2 separate regions of the Homo sapiens genome follow, and region 1 is linked to region 2. A link is a loop called in an ENCODE intact Hi-C map of the cell type or tissue named here. Cell type or tissue: gastrocnemius medialis. All regions are shown on one strand. Each heading gives the region's core, and the rest is flanking DNA. Links, peaks and the distances in the headings are about the cores only. Region 1 overlaps ABCC1 (ATP binding cassette subfamily C member 1 (ABCC1 blood group)). Region 2 overlaps ABCC1 (ATP binding cassette subfamily C member 1 (ABCC1 blood group)).

Region 1 (4,385 bases), core at 191-4,190, 84 kb before region 2:
CAGTGGCTCATACCTACAATCCCAGCACTTTGGGAGACAGAGGCAGGCGGACTGCTCGAGCTCAGGAGTTTGAAAACATCCTGGGCAACAAAGTGAGACCCTGTCTCTGCAAAATTACAGAAATTAGCTGGGCATGGTGGTGCATGCTTGTAGTCCCAGCTGCCTGGGAGGCTGAGGTTGGAGGATTACTTGAGCCTGGGAGGCAGAGGTTGCAGTGAGCCAAGATCATGTCACTGCACTCCAGCTTGGGCGGCAGTGTGAGACCCCATCTCAAAAAAAAAAAAAAAAAAAGAAAAAAAGAAAAAAAAAGCCATTTTGTATGTATTTATGTATGACTCTTACTATCACTTGTATAAAAGTAAAGTAAACAGAATCAAGTAACCATAACTACATGTATGACATGTATCCACCATTACAGTGATACAGACGTGGACTCTGGAAAAACACACAAGAAACATGGAGAGAGGGAAGCAAGGTGACTGGTGTTAGGAGGAAGGGCTTGGGCCTTTCACTATTGACTGTGGTTCTCAACTGGGAGAATTCTGTCCCCCAAGGGGACACTTCGCAATGCCTGGAGCCATTTTCTATTGTCACCACTGGGAAGAAGAGGGAGAGGTACGACTTAGCATCTGGCAGGTAGAGGCCACAGATGCTGGGAAACATCCTGCAATGTGCAGTCCAGGCCCTACAACACAGGGACAAAGGATGACCTGTTGGCGAATGTCAGCAGGCTGAGGTGGCCACGTGCGAAGTCCGGCTGTATGAATACCATCTGGTGCAGCTTTAATTATGTTTCACCATATGCAAATACATTACTTCCTACTTTATAAAGTAAGACCCACCGGGCATGGCGGCTCACACCTGTAATCCCAGCACTTTAGGAGGCCGAGGTGGGTGGACCACTAGAGGCCAGGAGTTTGAGACCAGCCTGGCCAACACGGCTAAACCCCATCTCTACTAAAAATACAAAAAATTGGCTTGGCATGGTGGCGTGCGCCTGTACTCCCAGCTACTCGGACGCTGAGGCAGGAGAATTGCTTGAACCCTGGTGAAACCCCGTCTCTACTAAAAATACAAAACTTAGCTGGGCATGGTAGTAGGCGCCTGTAATCCCAGCTACTCAGGAGGCTGAGGCAGGAGAATCGCTTGAACCCAAGAGGCAGAGATTGCAGTGAGCTGAGATCGTGCCAATGCACTCCAGCCTGGCGAGAGAGCAAGACTCCTTCTCAAAAAAAAAGGAGAGTCCAGGCGCGGTGGCTCACGCTTGTAATCCCAGCACGTTGGGAGATCAAGGCAGGTAGATCACTTGAGGTCAGGAGTTCGAGACCAGCCTGGCGAACATGACAAAAACCCATCTCTACTAAAAATATTAAAATTAACAAGGCATGGTAGTGCATGTTTGTAATCCCAGCTAGTCGGGGGACTGAGGCAGGAGAATTGCTTGAACTGGGAGATGGAGGTTGCAGTGAGCTGAGATGGCACCACTGCACTTCAGCCTGGGTGACAGAGTGAGACTCAGTCCCAAAAAAAACAAAAAAAGAGAGAGTTCATCAACGCACCCCGGTAAAGTCAAGGTATTGGAGTGTAAGAAGAATGCAATGTACAAGGCAGAATGCAGGGGCATTGGAGCTGGAAGTGATCTTAGGGAACATGGAGTTACAGAAGGGCAACAAGATGTCATTTCTTGCTCAACTCTAGGCCACTGGCACCAGTCACCTGGAGGGCTGCTTGAACATAACTCAGTGGGAAAGAACCCCATGAGTGACTGTGGGTGTCTGCTGTGGGCATGAGGAAGGAGGACAGGGCCCAGTATTTGACATGCTTGGAATCTAACCCCTTCATTTTCCATGTGACAAAATCTAGAGCCAGCGAGGTGAGATGACCAGCTTTGGGGTCACACTGTGAGCTGGCAGTAGAATGTGGCAGGTGTCCTGATTCTCAGAAGAACATTCCAGTCCTCTAAGCCAGGGGCTGGCCAACAAGGATGGCTCAGGTCCACATTTGGCCCACACCTGTTTACATACGGCCCATGAGCTCAGCATTGATTTCATTTTTTTTATTTTTTTTGAGACAGAGTCTTGTTCTGTTGCCCAGGCTTAGAGTGCAGTGGCGTGACCTCAGCTCGCTGCGATCTCCGCCTCCCGGGTTCAAACGATTCCCGTACCTCAGCCTCCCAAAAAGCTTGGATGACCAGCATGCTCCACCACACCTGGCTAATTTTTTTTTGTGGGGGGCTGGGAGGGGGTGGGGGGGCAGCAGCAGGAAAGGGTCTCACTCTGTTGCCCAGCCAGGAGTGTGTGGCATGATCTTGGCTCACTGCAACTTCTGCCTCCTGGGTTGAAGCGATCCTCCTGCCTCAGCCTCCCGAGTAGCTATGACCACAGGTGCGCACCACCACTTCCAGCTAATTTTTGTATTTTTAGTATAGACGGGGTTTCACCACGTTGGCTAGGCTGGTCTCAATCTGCTAGCCTCAAGCAACCCGCCCGCCTCGGCCTCCCAAAGTGCTGAGATTACAGGCATGAGCCCCTGCGCCCAGCCAGATTTCATATTTTTTAAAAGTTAAAAAAATCAAAACAATATTACATGACACATGCAAATTCTATAAAATTCAAATTTTGGTGTCTCTAAATACTTTTTTACAGGAACACAGCCACACCCATCGATTTCCATATTATCTAAGGCTGTTTTTGCACTACGCTGGAAGAGACTGGTATTTGTGACAGAGACTGTATGGCCCGGAATTCCGAAAGTATTTACAGAAAAAGTTTCTTTACTCCTACTTTCTGCCAGTCTCTCTCGAAATTTAATGTGCATACACACCACCTAGAGAACTAGTTACAACTCAGATTCCGTTTCAGTGGATCTGGGCTGAGGCCTGAAATTCTGCACCGTTAACAAGCACCAGGTGATGCCATGGCTGCTGGTCCACGGACCAGACTTTAGGCAGTGAGGATCCACTCCGGTGTCTCTACATGTCAACCTGAACCAGAAGCAGCAGCACCTAGGGATATGTTAGGAAAGCAAATACTCAGGCCCCAACCAGACCTACTAAAACTGAAAATTTGGGTGGGGCCCAGAAAGCTGAGTTTTATAGTAACAAGCTAACAGCCAGCACTGTGGCTCATGCCTGTAATCCCAGCACTTTCGGAGGCCAAGGCGGGTAGATCTCCTGAGGTCAGGAGTTCGAGACCAGCCTGGCCAACATGGTGAAACACCATCTCTACACTAAAGATATTTTAAAAATTAGCTGAGCATGGTTGCTGCATGCCTGTAATCCCAGCTACTCAGAGGCTGAGGTGGAAGAATCGCTTGAACCCGGGAGGCAGAGATTGCAGTGAGCCAAGATAGTGCCATAGCAATCCAACCTGGGTGACAGACTGGGACTTCATCTCAATAAATGAATAAATAATAAAATATAATAACAAGCTCTCCAGGTGATTCTGATGCAGGCTTGAATTTGAACACCATCTCTCCTGCAGTTCCAGACCCTGAGAGAAGTAAGGCAAGACTAAGAAAATTCAGTGGGAGCATGAACACGCTTTCGCAAATGCTGAAACAGCTGGAGCTTCCTTAGACATTCCACCTGAAACTCAACAAAGATGAAGCAGATGGTAGTTTAACAGAAAAGTTCATATTCATAAACATGTTTAACTCTGCTTCACAGAAACTTGCCAGAAAAACATATAATTTGCCAACCTGACCAAGAAGGAATAGTTGTAATGAGCACAACATTACAAAAAGAATGACACAGTTAATAAAAAGACAGAAAGAAAAAACAAACATGGGGCATGATCTGAAGTCATCCTTCACCATTAACTGTTTTTAACTGTGCTTAAAAAGGGAATTTCCAAAGTCCATCTCTGTATGGTCTCCTGATTTGCGGCCAACTTTGCAAATTGTAAGTTGCACTGTTGTCTTTAAACTTTTCAAAGCCAGCTAGGCAGGGATAGACCCATTACCATACCCCAGGACAGGTACCAGAACTTTCAGTGTAGCATGGATCATAACAGCAAAAAAAACAGGGAACAACCTGTTTTTGCAAGGAATGGGAGAAAGGGTAATTCCAGCAGGGCGCATCTGCACGTCAGACAAGCATCCATCATGAACACAAATGAAACAAGCTGGGAGTGGTAGCAGTGCACCTGGAGTCCCAGCTACTTAGGAAACTAAAGCAGGAGGATTGCTTGGGCCCAGGAGTTCAAGGCTGCAGTGAGCTATGATCGCACCACAGTACTCCAGCCTGGGGGACAGAGCGAGACCCCATTTCAAAACAAAACCCCCCAAAAAACTAAAATGAAGTAGACCAGAATGAACGAACCAAGACTATATATTGTTAACCAAAGAAAAGAGAACACTATGTACAGTATGATTCCATTTATATC
Region 2 (4,385 bases), core at 261-4,260:
ATCATTCATGTGACAACAGATGGATGCCCAGTGATCACTCTATTCCTGGAAGTTGTTATTTCCACTTGAGAGGTCAAAGCAGGCTTCTTGAAGTAAGTAAAATCTAAGAAGGGTTGGCTGGACACAGTGGCTCACACCTGTAATCCCAGCACTCTGGAAGGCCAAGATGGGAGGATCACTTGAGACCAGGAGTTCAGGACCAGCCTAGGCAACACAGACCTCCATCTCGAAGGGCCAAGGTGCTAAGATTTGCCAACATGGAGACAGGAGGGAACCTCACTCCAAGAGGGACACACATAGAAGATAGTCACAAGCTTAGGGGGTATAAGCTGGCCACAGAGGCTCATGCCTATAATCCCAGTATTTTGGGAGACCGAGGCAGGAGGATCACTTGGGTCCAGGAGTTCCAGAACAGACGGCAACACAGTGAGACCCCATCTCTGTTAAAAATAAAAATAAATAATAATAAATGGGACAAAGAGCCAGAAGAGGACCAGATGGCCAATACAGCTGGGAAGACAGGCCAGAGCCAGAATGAGTTAAGTGAAGGAAAATGAAACTTCACTTAGGATTCAAACCAGGAAAATGCTGCATCACCCAGACTTTGCAAAAGCTCCCAGAAGTTGTGAAACTCAGAGGGAAATTTTCTGGCTTACCCTTTTCTTGAATATAGCTAAGAACAGGAAACTGGAAAAACCACCGTCATCTTCAAACACTCCTTCGGAGACACCCCAGTCTCCACCACTCCCTCTCCCCCGACCCCAGAGCCTTCCATCTCAAGGAGTGTCCTGCCTCACCCATCTCCCTGCCCTATGACAAACTGAAATCCTCACTCCCCATCCTGGCCAGCCGGCATCACAACACAGATGGCCCAGGGGCAGGCAGGGTTGAAAGGAGTGACCATGACTTGGTGGTCAAGGGCACAGGCTCTGGGGCAGCAGATCTGGGCTCGAGTCCCTGTCCTACTACTTCCAGGCTGTGTGGCCTGGGGGAAGCCACCCAATCTCTCTGGCTTTCAGTTCCCGTGTGTCAAATTAAAAGAATAACACCCATCTCTCATGGCTATTGCACACAATGTTGGGAAGATAGAATACTCGTTAGGGGTTGAGTTTGCTGCAGTTACTTCTACCATAGTATTATCACTACTATGGCTATTGTCATCATCACTGTTGGAGTAAACAGCTCATAAAGCCACGTGCCAAAATGCTGAAGCCCCCTTAGTAGACTGACTAATCCTCCAGCCTCCAAGATTAGCCAAAGTCATCTGGCACAGCCTGTTGGAAAAGACTCCTCTCTGGCCCACCCCAGGGTGTTTATGGGGCAAGATGGAGCATGGGGTACCGGCCAGGCCCTGGAGACAGACTGCCTGGGTTTCAGTCTAGTCCTGTCATTTACTAGCTGGGTGACTTCACCTCTCTCTGCCTCCTTTCCCCACCCATAAGGTAGAAACAATCACAGTCCCTGCTTCACAGGGAACTTGTCACCATTAAGTCATTATTAGCACTTCAAAGGCATTAACAACAGTCCCTGGCACTTAGGAAGTGCCAAAGAAGCCTTAACGATCCGCCTTTTCTCTGTTGAGTTTTTTCTTTTTTGAGACAGAGTTTTGCTCTTGCTGCCCAGGCTGGAGTGCAGTAGTGCAATCTCGGCTCACTGCAATGTCTGCCTCCCAGGTTCAAGCAATTCTCCTGCCTCAGCCTCCCGAGTAGCTGGGATCACAGGCATGTGCCATCACCACGCCTGATTGATTTTATATTTTAGTAGAGACGGGATTTCACCATTTTGGCCAGGCTGGTCTCGAACTCCTGATCTCAGGTGATCCGCCCACCTCAGCCTCCCAAAGTGCTGGGATAACAGGCGTAAGCCACCGCGTCTGGCCTCTGTTGAGTTCTAAGTGTCTCTTTCTCTCCTACCTGTCATTTCCCCCCAAAGCAAGACCATGTCCATTTAATTCTCCTGATGCATATAGGACATGCTTATTAAACACTCATTCAACAAATAAAAGGTGGCCAGGTGTGGCGGCTCACGCCTGTAATCCCAGCACCTTGGGAGGCTGAGGCGGGCAGATCACCTGAGGTTGGGAGTTCCAGACCAGCTTTACCAACATGGAGAAACCCCGTCTGTAATAAAAATTCAAAATTAGCCAGAGATGGTGGCGCATGCCTGTAATCCCAGCTACTCAGGAAGCTGAGGAAGGAGAATCGTTTGAACCCAGGAGGCAGAGGTTGCTGTGAGCCGAGACCCCACCATTGCACTCCAGCCTGCGCAACAAGACCAAAACTCAGTCTCAAAACAAAAAAAAACAAAAAAAACAAAAAAAACCACCACAAAACATAAATAAAAGGTGATTAAATCTATCTGAAGAGCAATCCAGAAAGCAGGCAGAGAAAAGCCTAACCACGCATACCCCATTTTCACCCAACAATCCTACTTTAGGGACAGGAGTCTAAAGGAAATAACTCCAGCAAGAAAAGGAACAACGTGTACAAGCTGGGCCATTTCACAACAGCAAAAAACCAGGAGAACTCCCAAGCACCTAAGAGCCAAGCAAACTGGGGCAGATGATCCGATTAAAAAATGACCCTGCTGTCACAAAACGAACTGTGCAACCTCCTGCACCCCAGGAGAGGCCACCCCTAAAGGTAGCAGGTAGCACTAGCCATGGGGCTTACATTCTTGGGCGAGGATTTTTAAACCATGTGTAAAAGCAGAACGAGAAATACAGCAGGCAACATCTCTGACTGCCGAAGAGCTGTGCTTAAGAGTGAGGGGGAGGCTGGGCATGGTGGCTCACACCTGTCATCCCAGTACTTTGGGAAGCCAAGGCTGGGGGGGATCACTTGAGGTCAGGCATTCAAGACCAACCTGGCCAACATGGTGAAACCCTGTCTCTATTAAAAATACAAAAATTAGCTGGGCATGGTGGCAAACAACTTGTAATCCCAGTGACTTGGAGGCTGAGATGGGAGGATCACTTGAACCCAGGAGACGGAGGCTACAGTGAGCCGAGATCATGCCACCGCAGTCCAGCCTGGGCGACAGAGTGAGACTCTGTATCATAAAAAGAAAAACAGAAAGAAACTAGAAGCTATTATTATACTGCATTGATTCTAAGACTCTGTTTCTTCCTATTTTGCTATCTTTGATATTTGTCTGTGTCTCTCGATTAGCCCATCCTGTAAACACTGCTGGCTACATTTTTATATCCTAACATCTCTGAAACTGGGAAGTATGTCATAAATACTGGCCTCTAGGATTCCATGAAACGCAGCATGTCCATATCAACAGCCTGGTCTCTCTAACTGAATGATTAAGGGATGGTGAGAGGCTTTTTTCTAAGTTTCCAGAATTAAGAAGGAAAAGTTAAAAAATTCCCTTACTTCTTAGCCACGCCAACTCAAGGAGACAGGCAGTCACCACACCCCCCACTCCCCACTCCCACTCTGTAACCGCTCAATTAACTTTAATGGGGGTCTGAGCATCATTGTCAAGCTACCTGACCAGGCCAGCTCAGGCAAACCCACCAGCAGCCTGATCTCTGATAATCTCAAGCTGCCTTCTTGTCTCCACAAGGCCCATGCCCAGGCCAGGTTTGTTTTTGCCAAACCGAGGCAGACAGGAGAAAATAAATAATAAAATCTCCCACTTGCCAAAGCACAGCCCTTTCCAAAGCATGTGGTCACCAAGAGGCCCTGATTCCTGCCAGGTCCCAGGAATACTCTCTGCAAGGTACAGTGTTCTTTTAGAAGCACTCACATAGGATTTGCCTGGCAAGAGGGCTATCATTTCAACCACTTCAGCTTCAGGGTCAATAAGCTGTGTCCTCACCAGTCTCTATAAGGGACATATCTTGAATTCATATGCACATTCTTTTTTTTGAGACAGGGTCTCACTCTGTCACCCAAGCTGGAATACGGTGGTGCAATCGTGGCTCACCGCAGCCTCAACCTCCCAGGCCCAGGTGATCATCCCACCTCTGCCTCCTGAGTAGCTGTGACCATGGCCATGCACCATCATACCGGGCTAATTTTTTTTTTTTTTTAATTTTGTGTAGAGACTGGGTCTCGCTATGTTGCCCAGGCTGGTTTCAAACTCCTGGGCTCAAGCCATTCTCCAGCCTTGGCCTCCCAAAGTGCTGGGATTATAGGCATGAGTCACCACGCCCAGCTCACATGAACATTTTAAACTGCATCACACGATTGCTGGAGATCTGATAGTATCTTGAGAATGGACCTTGAAAACCAACAAGCAGGCTACACCATTGCTGATAGTCACCCAGGAGAAAACACAATCACGATGGACATATTGCAGCATTACCCTAACATGGCTTGTATATAACTCCTGGCAGCAGGTGGATTGCGTCCATGCCAGGGTTTCTCAACTGC

Evidence for each region. Peaks named below come from ENCODE experiments on the same cell type or tissue, not always from the same donor. Only the 100,000 strongest peaks of a DNase experiment are listed, where the experiment ranks them.
Region 1: it touches region 2 in a loop (1.9-fold over the local background); 2 of 110 quality-filtered maps call a loop at or near these places.

The regions. Positions count from the first base shown.
Region 1 is chr16:16,057,679-16,062,063 of GRCh38, reverse strand. The region is part of intron 12 of ABCC1 (ATP binding cassette subfamily C member 1 (ABCC1 blood group)); the gene reads right to left. Among named protein-coding and RNA genes, the nearest start is that of ABCC1, 110 kb to the right of the region's middle. In gastrocnemius medialis, for the core only: no CTCF peak of the experiment used is centred there; a DNase peak (open chromatin) is centred at 1,853; H3K27ac peaks cover 4,000 bases.
Region 2 is chr16:15,973,478-15,977,862 of GRCh38, reverse strand. All of the region lies in intron 1 of ABCC1 (ATP binding cassette subfamily C member 1 (ABCC1 blood group)), which reads right to left. Among named protein-coding and RNA genes, the nearest start is that of ABCC1, 26 kb to the right of the region's middle. In gastrocnemius medialis, for the core only: no CTCF peak of the experiment used is centred there; DNase peaks (open chromatin) are centred at 2,522 and 3,622; H3K27ac peaks cover 4,000 bases.